2 separate regions of the Mus musculus genome follow, and region 1 is linked to region 2. A link is a loop called in an ENCODE intact Hi-C map of the cell type or tissue named here. Cell type or tissue: heart. All regions are shown on one strand. Links, peaks and the distances in the headings refer to the core of each region. The heading gives the core; the rest is flanking DNA.

Region 1 (10,666 bases), core at 1,347-9,346, 66 kb after region 2:
GTTCCCAGGCTACGCAGCGGCCTTCTGTAATTGTGCTGAAATTGCATTGGCTACAGGAAGTCCAGGAGCTCACGTGAATGTTGCTTATTTTATCAACATTTTCATTTCATTGTCAGTGTGGTTGATTTGGGGGTTTTCTATGAATAGAAACTTTATTAATAACATCCCCCACTGAAGAATCAGATCTCAAATTGCTCTGCTTTTATTAAAACAAGTTGAGATTTTTAAGATAAACATATCTTGATTTCAGATATTAACATCTTCCTGTAAAGGCCAAATGGTTTGTAGTCCTGAGTTCACATAGCTCTGGCAACTGGGTTTGCCTAAGCAGGAGGACCCATAGATGGGATAGGCCTGGCTGCAGCACCTGGAGGAAAGTTCTTCCTCCTCCTCCCCCACCCCCAAGGGACAGTTCTTGCTCTCATTCTTGTGTTAACAGGTGACAGTGTATGTCCAGGGAGCATGCCCCCACTCAGTTACTATATTCTAGTCGGGGCCTACCTGGTAGCTTTTTAAGTCTGTTTTGTTTTGTTTTTTCTTTTGGTGAAATTGTGATACATGTACTAGCTTCTCATACAGTACTACATAGCAGCTGATACCTGTACAGAGTGTGGGTCTCTCAGCCCCATGTCTGCCCAGGAGCACACGCTGGGCTCCTGTCCCTGGAGCCGTGTGGTTAGGGCCTTCTGTCTCAGTGGCCTTGCCCATCTCATGCTCTCTGCTCTTGCTTTTGTGCCTGGCAGCTTCCTTCCCATCCTCTCACTCCATCCAGCAAACACGCGGACAGCAAGCCCGTGGCACTGACGCCTGCGTACCACACACTCCCCCACCCCTCTCACCATGGCACCCCACACACCACCATCAGCTGGGGACCCCTGGAGCCTCCGAAGACCCCCAAGCCTTGGAGCCTGAGTTGCCTGCGGCCTGCACCTCCCCTCCGGCCCTCAGCTGCTCTCTGCTACAAGGAGGTGAGGTCCTGCAGCCACTCAGACAGCCACTGCAGTGAGCATGCCTTGACATCTCTATGTGAGGTCTGCACTTAGCTACAGCAGTCCTTCCGGTGACTTCAGAAGTGAAAGTCTTGTGTTTCTGTTCATGGTGTGAAGACATGCCCCACCTCATGGCATCTTCAGAACCAAGAAGAGGGTCTGCCCTTACTCCATGTCATCCCCTTCTGCTACAAGGGCCAGGTGTCACCTTTAAACAAACTGGAGTGAGCATGCACCCCTCCAGTCCTCTGTGCACTGTGCCCACACTTGAAGGAGTGGTGCCCAGGAGGCACCGAGCCTGAGGTGCTCCTGAGCGAACGTGCAGGCCGAGGGCCTCACCTGACTGCATGCCATTCTGCTGTGCCTAAGATCTGTCCCAGAGTCCTGAAGCCTTTGGAAGTAAAGAGCAGGTTCCCTAGTGAAAGCGGTTGGTCCCTGAAGGCAGTGCCTCCTTGCACTGAGGGGAGGTGCAGCAGCCTTCCTCAGTGCTCCTGTTCTCCCTGCATGTGAGTGCAGCCACCATGCACTTGATCTTCACTAAGTCTCATGCGCTCACCTAACCCTGCTTTCACCTGAGGAGGCTCAGCACTGCTGAGTGTGACAAGCCAGGTTTGCAGTAGGTGTCAGCCTGACCACGGCGACTCACACTGAGCGAGACACACTGAGAAGAGTGAGAGGGGCAGGCCCCCTGGGTGGATGCTCCTGTGTTTCAGTGGTTTGTCGAGTCCACAGTACAGTGTTGTTGGAACTGATTTCTGCTCAAGATTCTCTGTAGCACATTAAGTTTGACCAGCATGGACCACAGGAGAGAGCTTTCAAACAATGAAGTCTAGCATACGTTGATCATATTCTTTCTCCTGCCCCAACACCTCCAAGATCCTTTCCACCTCCCTACCTACCCATCTTCATCTTCTTTCTCTCTCACACTCTCAAACCAAAAAAGGAAAGTCAGAACAAACAAAAATAAATAAGACAAACAAAACCCAAGCATACATTTAAAAACAAGACAAAATATAGAGTCTGTTTTGTGTTGGCATGGTGGCATATGCCTTTAATTCCACTGTCCCAGATACAAAGACAGGAGGATCTCTAAGAGTTAGCCATGGAAGAGATAGCTATGAAGTCTGCTCTGCCATAGAAGTGCCTCGCTCGCCCCTTTGTAACAGCAGCTGCGGGGAGGGAGGCAGGTGCCTGCGCCTACTGCATCCAGCGTTCTGTGTCATACTCCAGTTTTACCTTAAAGGAAAGAGGCTGAGATGGTGGCTGGCCACCATCCATTTCTACTTTGCTGGGAGCTGGGATATGGGCCTCACAGAGTAGCCAGCAAGTCCCGTCTCTAGGAGTCTGTGCTTAGCCATGGGTTCCCTGCCTGCCCCCTCTGCTTTAACTTTGGGATTTTGTACTTTGCTGTTTCCCTTCCCTCTCTACCCTAGAATGGACAGCCCTGTCCTGACTCTGTGGAGCATGTGAGTCGGTCTGTCCTTCCTTTGCTCGGCACACGCCTTACTGCCATGTACACTGTGGGGTCTGGGTTTGTTAACAAAGGGGTTTTCGTCAGAGCTGAGGCCTGTAGGTGAGGGAAGATGGAACGTCCTCTTGGCTCTTGGCCTGTGTTTATGTTGGCATTGGCAGAGAAACATGGACAAACTGGTGATGGGGGTGAGAGGTGCTTGGTGGTGGCCGGCTGGTGTCATACAGTCTGTTAGTATGTTTATTATCGGTGTTTCCCTAGGATCTCAGTAAGAGCCCCAAGACCATGAAAAAGCTGCTGCCGAAGCGCAAGCCCGAGCGGAAGCCTTCGGACGAGGAGTTCGCTGTGCGCAAGAGTGAGTGCCCATGTGTGGGAGCATGGCACGTCGTGGGCTGCGGGAGTGCAGGGGAAGCAGGGCCCGCACCTCCACAAGCAGCTGGCTGAGTGGAGAGGGCAGTCTCTGCATCGGCTGCTCCTCCAGCCTCACTCCAGCCCACCTCTCCGAGGGGTTGTGGTTTCCTGGTGCCTTTCCTCCACCCAGCAGATCTATAATTTGAATTAGACCCAGATTCCTCTCATTCACACAGGGCTTGTCTGTTAGGAGAAGTGAAGGCTGGGCTTAGGAGTGCCTGGTGGCCCGATTGAATAAGCATTTACCATGTATCTTCCACGTGACTGACACGATGGGTGCTGGGACCCGAATGTTAGTCAGACCTTCAGTCCTGGCAGACATTTCATGCTGTGTTGTGCCCAGCTGTGAGACCAAGTCTGCAGCACTGGTCCTTGGGTGGATCTCCCCGGGAGCCAGGCATCTGTGTAAAAGCATCTCGCTTGTGCCTGGATCACTGGTGCTGTTGCTGAGAAGGGGTGCTGTGCAGCAGCCTGCTCACCTGCTCAGGGTTAGCACTGACAGCAGCAGCACCCCCTCCTGGGCACGGGTGGGCACTTGCTGAGGGGGTCTCAGCTGTCTGATTGGTGCAGGGTGGGCCTGCATTAGGGAGACATAGCCTGGAGGCAGGGTGAGTGGTAGTAGAGCTGTGGTTGTGATGCGAAAGCTGTGTGTGCTCAGCTCACAAGAGAGGCAGTCTAGTATTGCATCCTTACCCAGAAGACCCAGCGGGTTAGGGATGAGAGGATATGGCAGACCAAGGACAAGGGTTGAAGAGAAGGGTTGTGTTGCTGATCCCCACTCAACATGTGAGCCAGACAGATGCTCAGCAAGCCTTACTCACCTCTCAAGCTTCTGGAATGTACTGGTTAGCTTGGAAGGCTAGGACGCTCTGTGTCCATGGGTAGTCCACATCTGCAGCTGTGAGGAGAGCGACTGGCATAGCTGTGGACACAGCGAGCCTGCAGTTTGCTGCTGGCTTCAGTGGCTCTCTGCCCCTGTGTGGAATGCATGTGCTCACCCAGGCGTGAGCAGAGCAGCTGGTGACAGCAGCCAGCCAGCACCCTGAGGGAAGGATCTGCTGCTGCCCAGAGGGAATGAAACCTTTCCTGTAGTCTCCTGCAGCCTCTGAAGAGGCCAGGAGCTGCGGGAGCTGGCCTCATGACTTGTTGCAGGTGGTGAGCTGGGTGCTCTCAGGACTGCCGTCCTCTGTCTTGAAGTAAATACTTGGTTTGCCTTATATACATTTTACTTTCTGAAAATATTGCTGAGAACTGGACATGGTGGTGCATGCCTTTAGTCCTAGCACTCCAGAGAATGAGGCAGACATCTCCGTAAGATAAGAGGCCAGCCTGGCCACATAGCAAGTTCTAGAAATATCAAGGCTACACAGTGTGGCCTTGTGTGAAATAAACAAACCTATAAAAGTTACGGAGGCATAGTTATTTACAGCTGTGAGAGTATCAGCCTTCTGGTCTCCCATGGTTGGAGAGTAGTGAACTTAAAAAAGAAAAGAAAAAATACAGCTAAGTAACTTAGAACCAGAGAGAAAAATATAAAAAAACAAGTAGCTTTCTTCCACATGCCACCCTTTTCTGAGCACGGGCTAAGGGGCTGTGATTGGTCCCACTGCCTGACAGCTCCTTCTGGCCTCTGCCTGGAGATGAAACCTGTACCCAGGTGGCTAGGCTATATTTAAGGCAGAGCTTTGCAGCACTTCTGTTCTTGGCATGGTAAATTTGTTACATTAGTGTCTAAGAATTCTAGGGTCAGAGACAGTGCCCCTTTAAGGCCTGTGATCTGGTGCCTTTCCAGAAGTTTCACGTTATGGCTCTGCAGCTCTCCTACCCACACTGTGTCAAGGCCCAGCCGATGACACTTGGGGTGCTTAGCTCTGAGTCTCACTTCCTGTTCTCATGAGACTTGAGGTCTTTTGGCTACTCCTGTCTCCTGTAGGCCACATATTCCAGTCTTGTGCTGTCTGTCTGGTGTGTGTGAGTGGAGAGACTGAGGGACATAGGACTTTACAGAGCTGTGATGAGAATTTCAAACCTTATACTCTCTTAAGTGTAGCTATTTATAACTATTTAGAGAGCCTAAATGTTAGCTCACAAGAAAGTGACGGGTGGCATCTGAACTGCGCTGTGTAGCTCTGGGCTGTGTGCTGAGTGGTGATGGCTCATGTATTTCAACAGGCACAGCGGCGCTGGAAGAAGACGCTCAGATCCTGAAGGTTATCGAAGCTTATTGCACAAGTGCAAAGACGCGCCAGACCCTGAACTCAAGTGAGTGTCGCAGTTCACCCCGTGTGGGCACAGATTACAAGCAATTGCTGCACGGACTAGCTGCTCTTGAGAGGGAGGTTTCAGGCGCTTAGCAAGTAGTGTAGCAGTGTCCCACAGTACTGTGTTCTAGGGAGCATCCAGTGTGAGGGCCAGCATCCTTCAGGAAACTTGGACTGTGCAGCTGCATGCAGAAGGCAGTGGAAGTTTCTTAAATTTTGCTCCTTTTTTTGGTGTTACTGGGGTTTTTTTTTTTTTTTCTCCTTTTAAAAATTATCTAAAATTCAAATCTAGAGCCATCTTTCTATCACCTTTAAATTTTATTTTGTTTTTAGTATTTGTTAATAAACAATGGTAGTTTCTTTGGTGGACACCAGGTAGTTTCTCTAAACTCCTCACAGGTGAGAGTCTGCATGGTGGTAGCATCCAGGAGCACTGCCTGACTCAGAGGCCTCTGCCTTTGACCTGCAGGCAGGGGCCTGCGGTCCTCCCTCTGTTTGTTTTGGAGCTGGCTGGTTGGCATAGAAACTGGTTGCCGTTGGATCTTCTACCTTGTTCCCTTCTCCACCCCAGTTTTTGGAAAGACACCTCCACATTTTAACAGCACCTTCAGTGTGGCGGCTCAGATCACACCTTGCCAATCGGACAGGAGAAGTGGGAGGGACTTTTCAGCCATTTGAGCTTTGATTGAGGAGCCTGCAGCTTAGCCAGCAGGTTTGGCAGGCGCAGCCCCGGTAGCGTTTACAGGCAGAGAGGGGCCTCCTCTTCCACTTGCAGCTTTGCACTGCCTTCTGCTCATGGTGTCAAGGTCTTGCTGAGGTTCAGTGAGGTCTCTTTTTGTCCTTACCATCTCTAAGGGAAAACCGGTTATAGCTGCTGAGAGGAGTAGGAGAGACGTGGGGAAGGAAGCCTGGGCACCCTAGCAAGCTGTGGGATATATAATTGTGATGCTGAAGAGTGACTCATGAATGTAATTTTGATGATTAAACGTGATGTATTCTGATAGGTTGTAACCATAGCCAGCACTTTCATAGATTTTAGATGTGTGGTTTTAATTAGTCACCTCACTTCAAGTGCTTAAAGGGAAATGAGAGTCCCCAGCTTATAGTCCCAGGTGACCTTGGCTGCTCTGTGAACTCCCGCATGTGACAGTCCATACTTCCCTCTGGGTGAGGAACTGTGCCTGGGGTGAGCTGCGGCTGCCTGAGGAGGGCAGCCTGTGGTTTGTGCAGAGCCTTTGTTGCACTGCTCCGGACTCCATTCCTTCCACGCAGAAAGCATGGTCAGTGTGCCGACTGGTGCACTCAGTTGATGTTCTGTTTCCCAGCCAGCATCCTGGGGCCTCAGCTTACAGCCATACGTGGCTTCCTCTTAGCTCTCTGAGAAATGGGATAGATGCACAGTTTGTGCTGCACAGGTGATACGGTTGGTGAGCGCATTTGGGAACGGGCTCCTAGGGAGCACATTTCCACATTAAATGCCTAGCAGAACGTTTTGAGAATGCTAATATATCGTTACCTCAAGCTTCTCTCTGTTCACTACATGTGTGGATGCTAGCAGGACTTTGCAAGCTAAGCACAGTTGACGTTGCTTTCTGTCTCAAAGAAGGAATGGCCTTCAGACTTGGAGCACAGCCGCTTTGGTTGCCGAGGCTTCCCTGTGGTTTCTCCCCACAGGAGCCCCATACAGCCTTGCATGCCCACCTAGCTGCTGGCCAGCTCACGCTCACATTGCTAACCACGCATGCGGTTCCTTCTGCCCCGTTCCCTTGCCCCTGCTCCTGTCAACTCCCTTTCCACGTGGTGGCATTGCCAGTCTGTACTCACCTTTCTGATAGTAAAGGTTCCACATCAGGGGAAGTGACATAGGAACACACTCTGCCAGGGCTTATTTGGGCTGGGCAGCCAGGGACCACTCTTTCCCTTTGTTCACACGTAGACTTTGAGGCTGGGGCAGGTTGTAGACCGGCACGGTAAGTTTAGGCACCTTCTGCTTGTGTATGGTCTTGGCAGAGGAATAACTGCAGAGGTGAAACAAAGTAGGAGATAACGTTAAGGCCACGTAATTAATATCTTTCTACAGATTTTTGTCCTAAATAAATTGTCAATAGAATTGGTTAATTGCCAAGAATATAGAATCATGTTTTGGGCATGAATGAATGTGTGTAGCCTTTTTAGCTGGGACATACAGGTATCTTTAGATGCAGCCATTTGAAGGAGGACTGCGACTTTTGGGCTTAGGAAGAATTGGGTTTATTCTGAGGGTGGTGCTTAAGTTCATTAGGAAAGCCCAGCAGTAAGTAAGGAGAAGCAGACATGTTGCCATTTTTTTAACAATATTTTCTCTTTCCCTTCTCTTCCCATCACCTTTTGCTTTTGTTCCATGTTTTGGTTGTGGCTCTCCTGTCCGTCCCTCCTCACCCCTCTGCCTGTCGCACCTGTCACTTCATCCGTCTTAGCATGGCAAGGCACTGACCTGATGCATAATCACGTCTTGGCTGATGACGACCAATCAAGTCTAGACTCCTTGGGTCGTCGCAGTAGCCTTTCTCGTTTGGAGCCCTCAGACCTCTCGGAAGACTCTGAGTATGACAGTATATGGACAGCCCATAGTTACAGAATGGGTTCTGCATCCCGTAAGAGCTGCTGCTCATATATCTCTCACCAGAACTAACTAACGCACTGAGCCTTTCTTAACAATGCTTGTACTGCAGCCTGCTTTTCTTAGACGTTTCTTGCTGTTCCTTGTCTCTCTTATGTGATATTTTAACAACTCTGGAGAGTGTCTTGGTATTTCCCATTGTACCTAGTGGAGGCTTAATTGCCAATCTAAGACTGAATTTAAACTGCTGCCTGTTGGAGGGAGGTGGCAAGTCCAGTGAGTACCTGATGGGCTTTTCCCAACAGGGAGCTTTTTCTTACAAGCTCCATGTAGCAACTGTTTCCCTTCCTTTTGGATACAGCCGTATGGACACTTTTCTATTTTATGCAGCCACATAGGTTTGCTCCAAGTGCCACAACGGAGAAGACTAGCCTTACACACAGGGATCTAATTTTTTTTTTTTTTTAATATATAATGCACTTGACCAAGTTGCTGTGGAGAGATTGAGAGGATTGTCTATGACCGAAGCACTGAATCAGTTGACAGCTGCTCTGGTGACAGTGCAGAACACCGGGCTGATGCACACCAGGGCTGGTGCCACTGGGTGTTGAGAGCAGAGTCTGGAATCTGTGTCCACCCATTGCTCTGTGCCTTTTCCTGTGTGTGGCACGGCTGTGAGGTGAGAACTCTCACCGACACGGCTTAGACATTCACCACTGCACCATACTTCCCTGAACCACAGTGATGACTAGTGGGAGGTACCATTGGTGTGTGACTGTGCTTGGCTTGCCTGCAGCCTGGCTGTCCCACAGCCACAGGATGCTGTGAGAGCCATGAGCACCTTGTGGCAGTGAAGTTATTTCCCGAAGCCCTGTACTCAGCACAGCACAGTCTGGAAGTCTGAGCATGTTCCCGCAGGGTGACCTGGGAGACGAGCCCTCCTGGCGTTTGTTGTAAGGGGTTTGCACTGGCCCTGAGAAGAACTGAATGCGAGGCTGCCTCAGTTAGAGCAGACAGCCACAGCTAGCTGCTCGAGAAACTACACTGACCTGGGTACGGTGGTGTTACAATGTATCAGAGCGGACAGCCACCCGATAGCTCCTCCAGGGGCAGCACAGGCCTGGGTGTTGTGGTGTTACAGTGTAACCTTAGGGTTGTTTTTTAAGTGTTTTTGGACACCTGCTTTAGAAACGGTGCCACAGTGTCCATAGGGAATAATGTTCTTTCCATCCTTCAGGGCATGGAGCTCTGGTGGCCATGACCTCTGACCCCTAGTCCTTGTTGCCAAGCTAGTGGATACAGTATTTTGACCCCTTTGCTCCCTCTCCTGGGAGCTGGTCCTGCTGCTGCGAGTAGAGGAGCACACACGCTGTGCATGAAGGGGGTTGACCTGGAGCTGCAGGGCAGCACAGCTGCTCACACTGAGTCTGTCTGTCTGTCCCCAGTAGCTGTGCAGCAGCTTTGCCCCTGAAGAGTTTGTATTTTTATATGAAAGTCAAGGAGCAAGCCTTTCAAACTTGCACCCAGTATTAATTTCCAATAGGAATAAGGTTGTATGGATTCAGCCAAATAGCAAATGGGAATTTTGAAAAACAAAACAAACACAAACCGTCTGTATTTAGTGATGAGGCGGCTCTGTTGTCCCCCCACATGGTGGTTGTCGTTGCCTCAGTATGGGCTGCCTGTCCTCAGCTGTGTGCTGCAACAGTGAGGCACAGCTGCTGTACTCGGGTTTTCTCATCACACCGACTGGAGTGGCACTGCTGGCTCAAGGAGCTGTCGCTGTGGTCGGCGCTGCTGAGCTGGTTCTGACAGTTTGCCCTTGCTCATTTGTCCCAGTCAAGAGCCATTTGGGTGACAATTTCTGTTGAGGCCCACACTGTGGAACAACAGCTCAACCTTTTTGCGTTTGTTTTGAATGTCTGACATTAGTTTTGTGACCTGGTTAGAAATTTGTTAGTGCCACAGGCACAGGAGATGGTCCTCATGTAGCAGAGGGGACACAGCGTTGGAGGGGCCATCGTTTCTACATTTGTGGAACTGTAGTCATGCTGATAGCACCTAACATTTCTGCAGCTCTGTAAAGCCCTGTATGCAGTGAGTGTTAAACGGAAGATGCAGACTGATGGAGAAGGTAGGTCCAAGCCATCTCGGGCCTTCTGTAGGTGGCCCAACAGTGTTCCTGTCTAACTGATACTCGTCAGAAGTCTTTATTAAGCTACACTAACTCGGTGTTTGGCGTAAGATTGCCAAAACACAATAATATGTATATAGTGGTATAAGATCTTGGGGAAATTATATATTGTGCTCTTTATCTGTGAATGGGAAAAGCCATTTTAGTACAAGACTCCCATTTGAAAACTCACTTGGATGTATATCTGAATGTTGCATTGTATTGTACAGTATGCTTATTGTCTGTGGTTGCATATGGCAATGAAGTGTCTGTTTTATATTTAAAAAGACATCTGTTCTGTACAGTTGAAATAAATTTTGCATTTGCTAGCCTTTGGCTTTTAATATTTGTTACATGGGGGAGGGCATAGCATAGCTTGAAGCCGAGTGTGCCATGGCCAATTCTCCAGGCTGGCATTCGTCCACGGGCATGCATTTTTGCTGTGATTGAGGACTGGCACTCTCTTAGGTAAGATGTAGTCTAAATAGTACAAGGCAGGGTCTCTGTGTAGTCCTGGCTGCCTGGAACTCACAGAGCTCTGCCCACTTCTTTCCTGGAAGGTGGGATCAAAGGTGTGTCCCCAGGTCCAGCTGCTTTTTTCCTGTTTCCTGTCACTGAAAGGCTTGTCCTCAGAAGCTGCGTCCCTTCCTCACAGTGAAAAGAAGCTCAGTTTTTAAGTCCTTCATTTGGACCAGGGCCAGCATTTCCCTTCCGTTTTGCAAATTGCACTCCTAATTCAGAAGAAAAAGCCCTTCGTAGTGA
Region 2 (10,666 bases), core at 971-8,970:
CTGGGGGATAGTTATTGTCCTCCCCTTAGTTTACTTAATAATGAGGTACAGTAAGTGCACAGTTACAAGAAGCCTTCTGCCATTGCCATCCTTGAGAGCATCTGCTGTTGCCACTGCTTGTGGGGACTGCATGTTTTCTGGGCACTTATACCCGATTTTAGTTTACAAGTGAGTATTGTCCATACTGTACTCCATATTTCTGGTCAGTTATATAAGGAAAGCTAGTGGCTTGAGGGGGAGGGCAGGACCTTGTTGTGTACTCCAGTCTGATTTTGTTGTTGTTGTTGTTGTTTTGTTTTGTTTTTTTTTTTCCGAGACAGGGTTTCTCTGTATAGCCCTGGCTGTCCTGGAACTGACTCTGTAGACCAGGCTGGCCTCGAACTCAGAAATCCACCTGCCTCTGCCTCCCAAGTGCTGGGATTAAAGGCATGCATCACCACCACCTGGCTTCAGTCTGATCTTAAACTAAATATCCTTCTGCCTCTACCTCCTGAGTGTGGCCATTTCAGGCCTGCATCACACAGCACTACTTTTTATGTGTTGTGTGGTGGTGGTCTGTCTTGGGGAAGCATCATAGTTTTTACTGATTTTTTGTTTTTTGTTTTTTGTTATCTGTTTCCAGCTGCCTATGGGAAGCTCTTCAGGCTAAGGTCTCTGTAGAGCACAGATTCACAAATTACATTAAATAGATGAGGCTGAAAGAGCCCATTTGTGAGTTGAGAGATAAGTCTGTACCCAAGAGACCATTACTCCCCATTGGCCTATAAAGGACTCTGTGTTTGGTGTGTGTGTGTGTGTGTGTGTGTGTGTGTGCGTGCAGGGCTCCTAGAGTAAGCCTGAAATAGACTCCAGAGCTGCTGTCATTGAGAGAGGACTTCCAGTAGAAGCTTGGCTTCAAAAACAACAACAACAACAACAACAACAACAACAACAACCAAAACAAAAAAAAACCCCAAAACAAAAAACAAACCATTATGTGAGTGTTTAACAAACTGGGCTCCTTGGATGGGGGTCCCTGAGTCCTGGTGTTCATTGATTCCTGGGTACCAGTGTAATGTCACTAAGTGTGGAGCTGGGGTGAGATGCTCACAGCTCTGTGACATAGTGTCAGTACACCATGTAGCCAGTACCTCCAGTGTCCAGAGGGAAGTGTTTCCCCATTTCCTGCCAGGACCGCAGACAGGCTGAAGCCTGTCAATGTCAGAGAATGGGCAGCTGAGAGACCATGTCTCTGCAGACACAGCCGGCTGATGAAGCTCACAGCGTAGTTTGGGACAAGTCTTGGCATCTCTTTGAGTAAAATAAGGGCTCCCTGTGCTGCTCTTTGCAACCTTTCCTGGGGAAGGCTCCTGCACTTCAGCCCACATGGCCATGTTACCAGGTGCATGGGTGCTCGCTCAGCTTAGCTCTTTACTGTGAGGTGCCAGTGGGTTGGCCTTAGGGCTGATGTCTAACAGGGAGCTGAGGTATGTTCCAGTAGGTCCTGCCATGTCATGGATGGCACAGAGGGGCACAGGGCTCAGAACACATAGTGATCTTCCCCACTGGGTGGCAAGATTATTGTTGACAGAGTGGGACCTTTGTTCTGGAGTCAGGAGCTTGAGTGATTCTCCCTGTGGGAGAGAACTGGAATATTCCTTCCCCAACAGCTCACCCCATTTCATTCACTCACTCACTCATCCTGGGATCTTGACCTTAGCCTCTGACAGTTCTTATGTCCAAGCCTGGCTGGACATCACAATCAGGTGGCGTTTCCGGGAACCATGGTAGCTTTGTGCAGTGAGAACCCAGAGGACAGGGACTCTGGGCAATGGGTTCATGCTGCCACAGCATGAGCAGCTCTCTCCTTTGGACTTGGTTGCTCAGGCGGCAAATGCCCTCCATGCTCTCAGCCCTGCTGACCCACATGGCCTGCCTTCTCATACAGCTGGCCCACAGACTCCCTAAACGCTGTCCAGCTGTCTGTCCAAGACAGCTGCCTTCACTGGCACTTTGTTGAGACTGTTGGGGAGGGACTCACTGCCCCAGCCAGGAGCAGCTGGTGAAGAGTGGAGGAGAAACTGGACAGCTGTGAGGGTCCTGGACTCTGCTTTCAGCATTACTTGGTGACTAATTTTCATATCAGGCACATTTTGATCAATTATCAAGCATAAAGGGTATCTCTAGGGAAACCAGAAAGGTCTTTAGAAGATTTCTAGTCCTGATTATCTCCTGGTGAAAGCTTGCAAGTTAATATTGTAGAGAACCTTTCGCACCATTCCTGCGACATGACCTGGGCAGAGCAAGTGTCAGGCCACTGTTGCCTTTCTAGAGTACATGCAGAGCCCTCTGCTCGGTGGCCTCGCTAATCAGCAAGCAGCTGTGAACATTCTTACACCGGGATTTTGGTGGCTATGATTTCTCCTGGGCAAACAACAGCTGGGGCCTAGGGTAGAAACAAGTTTAACTGTGGAAGAAACTGCCTGTTTTTCTGGTCCACTCTCCCAAGTCAGGCTCAAGGTTGCGTTTCAGCCTCGCCGACCCTGACATTGTGAACATTCTCCTTCTTCTCCCTCTGCTAGGCGTGCAGTGTTGGCTGGACTTTTAATGTGTTCTCATGTGTGTGTGCGCCCGTGAGTGAGTGGGAATGTATATGAGTGGACCCTGATGGTTGATGATGTTAGTTTTTCATTTGTTCATTGACTATGTGCAAACTGTCTTTAGAGAGGCATGAAGGACTCTCCCATGTTGTTTTGTCTTGTAATAATCCTAGACATGTTGTTTTTCACTACAGTCTCCGGTGCCCTTGACTATGTACATTTTAGAAAACACTATGGACTTCTGAAACCACAGGTGTTTCCCCTCTGCCCTGAGATGGTGTATTGCTGTGTTGCCTGGACTTAAATTTATCAGCTCAAGTGATAGACCTACCCCTCTCTCAAGTAGCTGGAACTGAACTTCTATTCTAAATGGTGTGATCTGCTGTGAACTTGAGGCCCAGTAAATATTGCTGGATTAACTTATTATCCACTTGATCCAACAACTCAGTTAGGCTACTGGCCTTAAACTGGAGATAAGGAAATAGACCTAGAGGGGTCAAGTGACTCCCCTAGTGACATGTTTGTTATAGCGCTAGAGCTCTTCACTCGTAATGTTGACCCCTTAGTTTTCCAAACAGCGATGTTCATTGGAGTTCTAGTTACATGTACCCATGTACCAGACTTCAGAGAGTTATGTGGGCCAGGACGTCTTAAGGTAACCCATGGAAAGAGCCTCAACTAGTGTGTCCACAAAAAGGAGCCTGTAGTCATAAGGACACATAGCCAGTTTGGCTGTCCCTGCTCCTCTTCATAACATTCCTCTCCTACGTCACACAAAAAGGCAGACTGTCACCCATTTCTTGTCTTCCTCAGATGTACTGCAAAAAGATGAAATTCTTTTCTTGTCACTTAAAGGACAATCACAAACATGCTTTATAAAAAAGAAAACAAAAATGAAATGAAACACCCAGGGTGTTAAGACTTCAGTGACCCTAATGGCAGAGACTCTGTGACTCTGGGTTCAGTGACCCCAGTGGCAGGGACTCTGTGACTTTGGGTTCAGTGACCCCAATAGCAGGGACTCTGTGACTCTGGGTTTTCTAATTCCTTGCTTTCATAGACATTATAGGAGGCTCTAGTGAAGCTATTAACATTTAAAATCTCTGAATGGGTAATAGGCCACATCTGGAGTTTGGCTTTTGTCACTCATTAGGTGTCAAAGAATAAGTCCCATTACAAAGCTCCCATTCCCACATGCTCGTCTTTATGGATGGCCACTCAGCACACACATGGAGAGAACAGTCAGGAAGAGTTGGTGGTGGACAACACTTCATTCTAGCAAAGTGGTAAAATCCACAGATGAAAACCAATCTGGGTCTGCCACCAAGTCTGAGACCTGAGTTTGATTCCTGGGACCCACATGGGTGAGAGAAGAGAACTGACTGCTACACTTTTCCTTTGGACTCCACACACACCATGGCACGCATGCCCCACACAGGTATGTGTAATTTAAAAACCACATTTCTCACTAATATGTAAATCCTCAAGGTGTTTTGCTTTTTATAGTTAACAATTATCAAAATCAATGTATGCTGCTTCCATTATTTTATATACTCATCATACAAGAAAAGAAAATAACAATTAGCCTGTGGTTTCATAATCAAATGTAGAGATGAAGAGATGAGTCTAATTATTTGTAGTGTTTACCTTCTCTGAAGTTATCTCGAATGCTGAACTGCAACATTGTCCTTGGGGGAAATACAGGGCTAGGAAACCAAAAGACCCTGGTCATATTTTTATTTTGCATGTACTTGTAGATGTGAGCATGTGTGCACATGGCTGGTCACAAAATTCTGCCAACGAGTGAATACATGACCTTATTTTATGGGCATTTTTGGAGAATGTATGCTATAAATGTTATGTATTTACTTACAATAAGCCATCATCTCAAGTACAGTACTGTGTAATCTACCATGGCTGTAGTGGTTTATCACATATGCACATATACAGAATGTTCATAATCAGACAGTAATTGCAGCCCACACACACATACTGGGCGCTGTATATAGTAGGAATGCAAAAAAAAGTCTTAAGAAAAGTACTCTGCAAAGGTCACATGGTTGGCTTCATGAAAATGTTAAAATTGCCCCGTAGGGGGCGCTAGCTGCAAGTTGAATGTACTTTGAACTCTGACCTTGGGGAGACTGGAATTAGTTCGGTAGAAGGGGAAGATGTGGGTAAAGATGGCTGTCCCTTAGAAGACTGGCTTTTTTTTTTTTTTTTTTTTTTTTTTTTTAAATAGACTTAAAGTGGCTTAAAGCTTGAAGCATTGCTTAGTCTCGTCTGTTTGGCTTGTCACCTCCAGTCTTTGACTCAAGGGACAAACGCAGTGGAAGCAAGGCTGCATTCAAGTATGAGCTCCCAGTCTTCCTGTCTTAGGATTTTTTCCCCCCAAGGCAGACTTGGATTGTTATTTTAGCTGCTGTGGGGATACTTTGTGTTGTCTTGCTGACAGTATTTATTCCAGTGCCATGTTCGATCATTTCTAGGACTTGGTCAGTGGTTTCTACTGCCCTTCCAGGCCAAATTTCCTCTAGTTTTCCTTCTTGTTTCCACTCTCCACTCATTTGCTGTGCAGTAGTCATTATGGTTTTGATGTTATTACTTATATTTTCTGTCATACTTTCAGAGTCGTTAAGGCAACTTGGCCAAACCCTTTCTGATAGTTACTGCTGATAGCCAGCTTGCTGCCGCCTGAGGTTGTGCCAACATAGCTGACATTGCACATGGGATGGGTTTCCAATAGTCTCACATGGTAGTTTCCTTGCTGGCCTTTGAGTGTTAAAAGCTTTACTAAACAGTTTGTCTAGGCAGTGTGCCTTAAAAGCTTGTACTGTGCCCTAAGGGGGTTGAATGAGAGTGGAACAGGTACATTAAATTAATAACACCCAGAAAGTAAGGTTTTGTCCTGGAAGTGTTTATGGACTGGGATGAAGCAGTTGTGGATCAATCCCAGAGCATTCTGGATGCCATCCATACATGTATTGTCATCTCCTGTGACTGGCATGCAGTTGAAGTTTTTGGTCCTAAGTGGACCTGGGGTTTGTTTTTTTTTTTTAATCCCATTAGGGGCAGCTTATATTTAAAATTTGCCCTTGGTATTGGCACACAATAGCAAGGTTGCACGGTCTCGGAAGCCTTTGCTCAGGAGTCTGAGAAGCTGTTTTCATAAGGCAGTTTTGTTTTCCGACATTCATGGAAAACACGCTGTCTCAGCAGCACTGGAAACCTGTTCTTTAGCACAGCCCTAGCTATAGAGAACAAAGTCTTTCCTAAACTCTTTATCCGTACAGCCACTCTGAACTGTAAGTTGATACGTTCATGATGTATCAGTCTTTTAATGACCAGCTGAGGAAACTGCATGTTTCAGACTCGAAATGCTGTCTAATCCTTTTTTTTTTTAAACTGGTCATCTCATAAATCTACATTTTGCTGCTTTTCCATCTTCTCCACAGCTTTATGGGGCATTCAGTGTTGCCCTAGCAATTTTCCGGAGCAGCCTGGTCTAGATAAATCTTTTTTCTTGTGGATATATTGTACTGTTCACTCACAGTCAACAGCACTATAACTCATGCCCCAAAGAAGCTTAAGAATGAAATAAAAATCTTTCCTGATGTATCAGGGTCTTCCTTACATTGTCCCAGCCTCAGATTCTGCTCCTGTTTCTCTTAGTGTCTGGTACGGTCGGGTGCATATCGTAACATGTGGCAAGTGTAGCAGGATGCCTCACGGACTGCATTGGGTGGTAGGTCAGACCTTCCCTCGCTGCTCATGGTGAAGGCTAGCAACAGGAGCCTTCTCTGAAGCCTTAGCCACAGTGGCCGGCGACTCTGGTTAATCAATCACAAAGCACATGGGCTGTGTTTGGGAATAGGAATCAGGGCATTTTTCATGACGACCCGCAGAATTTATGCTGTTCATTAAGCTATTGTAAGTGCACTTTGCAGGAACCTAGGTGAGAAAGAAGGGAAGTTCTCTCGAATCTCTTTGGGGCTGTTCGTGCTGCAGAGGCAGAGTTCTGTGCATTCGTGAGGTGCTGCCAGCAGAATGCCGGTCAGGAGGCGGGGATGGGAGCCCCGAGCAGGGCCTGGAGGGGTGGGCGTGGGGCTGGAGCGGAGGTCTGTAGGAGGCAGGGCCTGAGCAAGGCCAGGAAGTGGAGTGCCTTTGGAGGGACGCCGGCTATGGAGGAGGCGGGTGCGCACGATACCGGAGCAGGGCCCGAAGGAGACGGAGCGCGTGGTGAGGGGAGCCGGGAGGGGAAGGAGGAGAGCGCAGACCGGGGTGAAGCGGGGCTGGGGAGTAGACTGCCGCAGCCCAAGACGCAGCAGCCGCGGGAAGGGGCAGCGGGGGCGCGGTTTGACGCCGTCACTTCCGGTCCCGGGCGCGCTTCCGGGTGCGGGCAGGGGCGGAGATTGGTGCAGCCCCTAGGAAGGGGAGCGGATGAAGCGTCCAGCCCGCTCAGCGCCGCTGTGTGTTGCAGGTCTACCCGGAGCCGCGGAACGAGAGCGAGTGCCTGAGCAACATCCGCGAGTTCCTGCGCGCCTGCGGGGCGTCCCTGCGCCTAGAGGTGGGTGAGCGCGGGGCCGGGCCGGGCTGGGCAGGCCGGGCGGGCGGGGGCGGGGGAGGTCGGGTCGGGCTCCGGGGAGGTAGGGCCGGGATGGAGGGTGGTCGGGGGTCGGATCGGGGTCGCGTGAGCTGACGCTGTCCCGAGCGACCGCTCCTCACCGCCGGCTCCGTGGAGCGGGGCTACCTGTACCGGGAAGAAGCCTCTCGACGTCCCCTCGGCTGGCGCGTGGACCCCACGCCTTGTTCTGGTTCCACGCGAACCACTGGTTCTCAAGCTCCTGTGCAGGTGGCACGTTGGTAGTCCCTGTTGCTCGGGGGACATCTGTCCAATCCTGAAAACCGCCCTTTGGGAATCCCTAGCATCACATCCAGGTCTGACCCAGCCCTCAGCAGGTGGTCAGGCAAGGTCCTAGCTGCAGTGTAGAGGGCCAAACCCCTCTTGGTCTCACATCCTCATATGCTGCTTCTGCAGGCCCGAAATTCGGCGGCGTGGCTGGATCCTCCATCCATAATTGCTTACGTTAGAAAACTCCCGAGCCTGAGTCTGGGGTTTGTAAAACCTGCTTCTGGGGACACCTCCGCGGGATTGTCTTTTCCATGGTGCTTGATGAACACCCTTTGTGGTCCTTCTGTGTCAGTTCCCCAGGGATGTCGCTGTTTCCTTGCTTTTGTTATTCGTGGGGCATTGTTGTAGATGTAGAAAAGTGGCTTTGCTTTTTGGGGACTTTCAGGTAGATAAGCTTTGCTGTCGCTTCTGAGGTTTGCAATTTCACCCCGTGAAGGGTTGGTAAAATCACACACACTCCAGTCCTGTGGTGACCCAGTGCGGTTTTCCTTACCTGGTAGGACAGTCTTTGACTGCGTGTTTCTTGAGATGAAGTGTAGAAGTCATCCAGTCACGTTTGGAAAGTGTATTTAATTGAAATTGGACAGACAGTGGTTTATAGTGATTCAAGTGTTACCGTCCTTTTTGTTAATTTATTTGATGTCTTTGAGGAAATTGCTGCAGATAATTGGATTGTGGTTGGGCGATTTCAGAAAGCCTCACAGCTCTTTAAAAATCAGGTATTTGGCTTCTCTTGGTGGCACCAGCCTTGCCGTTTTAGAGACTGGAGATTTACTTTGTCTGACCTTTGTCGTAGGGTTCTATCCTCATATGCCTGGGTTTTGTTTATGTTACAGTATTTTTTCAGACTCACCCTACACATTAACATAACCAGTGTAAACTGTTATAATAAGAAATTGCTTTAAAGAAACGTGAAAGTCGCCCCTTCTTTCCAGCTTTGTAAAAGTTGCAGAGGCTGTTGCTGTTTCATATAGCAGTGATGTTTATGGCTCTGAGTTTGTCCAGAGATGCTGTCAGAGCCCAACATGGGCCTGTCCCAGGCACTTAGAGCAGCCCTGAACACAAGCAAATCCTGGCTAAGGATTGGTTACTGAGAGGATGAGTCTGAAGTTGCACTTGTGATAGCAAATAGGTTTCCTCTTGGAGGGAAAAAAAAGACCATTTGTGTCTTTTTTTGTGTGTGTTGATTTTAAAGAGTAAATATCTCTTCCAGTTACTTAAAAATATGGTAGAGGAAAATATAATATTTTTCTCAAGGTATACCATACTTAAATCTCCAGTTTGTTTAGCCATCACGTTTTAGGAATTTCCTATAGAAAGGAATGGCTTTAACTCATCTTAGTCTGTAACTGTGTGAGGGGAGAGGCCTATTCAGGGAAAGACCTAATCTTCTGCAGCCAGAAGCCCCGAGGGCAGAGCCTTGGACCTTTGAGCAATACTAGGACTGACACATTTAATATCCAACCAATTCTCAAAAGATGGGAGACTGAGAACATTTTAATATTAAATGGGAAACAAAACAACCTAAATTCCAACGTAGCTTTTGTTTTTAGTATTTAATACCAAGGGGCTTTTCCCAGGGCATTGTTTCAGACTGAATTGTGTTAGTAAGAAAGACTGTCTAGTAGCTTACTCTACTTTAGCTCCTAATGATTTCTTTAAAGAAAAAAATGTACCATCACAGTATTGGTCTTTTTTTTTTTTTTTTTTTGGTTTTTGGAGACAGGGTTTCTCTGTGTAGGTCTGGCTGTCCTGGAACTCACTCTGTAGACCAGGCTGGCCTCGAACTCAGAAATTCACCTGCTTCTGCCTCCCAAGTGCTGGGATTAAAGGCACGTGCCACCACACCCGGCCGTATCAGTCATTTTTAAGCTTCTATTGCCCGTTCATGTGTGTGCGCCAGTGTGCCACAGCACTAGCTCAGAGGTCAGAGAAACTGATGGTGTCTCCTTGACCTGGTGAGTTCCAGGGATGAAGTTTTTTAGCCCTAATGGCAGTGGCCTTTACCTGCTGAGCCATCTTGCTGGCCTCTTTATTTTCTTTTTACAGCTTATTTTTCCACCAACTGCTGTCCTTAAAATATTTGGAGTAGGCGCCAGGGAGATGGTTTATTCAGTAAAGTGCTTGCTGCGTAAGTGTGAGGTCCAGAGAAAAAGCCAAGCGAGGTGCACAGGATCTTACTGATGTGGCTCAGAGATTGCAGGGTTCCCTGGGCCTTGCCACCTAGAGAGTAGAGCCAATCTGGCAGGCTTCACATGCATGAGTGCCCTCGTGTGTACATGTGTGTATGTGAACTTGCATACGTCAACATGCTCACACATACATACACACACACATGCACTTCTCTTTTCTGATTTGTGCAGAAACTGGACACAAGAACATCAGTGTCTTTCCATTTGTATCTAAAAACCAACCAGAACTGTGACGGTGGTGGTGCTGTTGGCAGTGGTGATGCGCTTGACGTTTGCAACCAGAAGTACCTCAGTGACCGAGAGACAAGTCACGGAGTCCTTTGTCTGTCTGCAGCTCCTCAGGTGGAATAGCTGCAGAGATGGAGAATTTTTTTCTTACTTGCTGTTGTTCTGTCCTCAAATTATATTAGATATATTTGTTGATAGTCACAGTATATTAACTGTCAAGATTTTCTTACCCAGTAATGATAATTAAGCACTTGAATGATTGACTAGTGAACTGCAGCTATCCAGAGCAGAGGCTGCCTTCCTAGAAAAAAACTGGTTTTTCTTGTCACTCCCATGACGCTTGTACTAGCTTTATTCAGTATCTAAAATTGGTGTTAGAGAGATGGCTCAGTAGTTAAAAGTACTCCCTGCTCTCCGGAGGAGCCTGGTTCAAGTGCTGGCACCTACATGGTGACTCACAAGCGTCTCTAACTCCAGTTCCAGATCCAGTGTCGATTCTGGCCTTTGCAGGCATGCACACCTGGTTCATAGACTTACATGCAGGCAAGGCACTATAAACATGCAATAGTAGTAAAACAAAACCCCTTAAATTAAGGCCACATGAATCCAGTTTCAGTGGCGTCTTACGAAGGTTGGCCCATGTCATGACAGACAGTATCAGGGATGTTAGCAGCAAAGATAGGAAATGCAGCAGTGAACTTTGATTTAGTTGTTCATCAGAGAAACATCCATTGTTCTAAGAGTGTTTAGTTGTA

The links. A loop is a pair of places that touch in the nucleus more often than their neighbours do. Peaks named below come from ENCODE experiments on the same cell type or tissue, not always from the same donor. Only the 100,000 strongest peaks of a DNase experiment are listed, where the experiment ranks them.
Region 1: a loop joins it to region 2, with 2.2 times the contacts of the local background. A loop is called at or near these places in 5 of 42 quality-filtered maps.

Annotation. Positions count from the first base shown.
Region 1 is chr8:11,816,917-11,827,582 of GRCm38, forward strand. Arhgef7 (Rho guanine nucleotide exchange factor (GEF7)) reads left to right here. Exons shown (of 22, transcript NM_001372321.1): 16 at 744-968; 17 at 2,722-2,815; 18 at 5,044-5,133; 19 at 7,589-7,765. Among named protein-coding and RNA genes, the nearest start is that of Tex29, 18 kb to the right of the region's middle. In heart, for the core only: a CTCF peak has its summit at 6,345 (motif pointing right); DNase peaks (open chromatin) are centred at 3,885, 5,095 and 5,825; H3K27ac peaks cover 3,830 bases.
Region 2 is chr8:11,751,372-11,762,037 of GRCm38, forward strand. Arhgef7 (Rho guanine nucleotide exchange factor (GEF7)) reads left to right here. Exons shown (of 22, transcript NM_001372321.1): 2 at 7,060-7,146. Among named protein-coding and RNA genes, the nearest start is that of Arhgef7, 29 kb to the left of the region's middle. In heart, for the core only: CTCF peaks have their summits at 4,674 (motif pointing right) and 7,791; DNase peaks (open chromatin) are centred at 6,960 and 7,590; H3K4me3 peaks cover 2,070 bases; H3K27ac peaks cover 2,027 bases.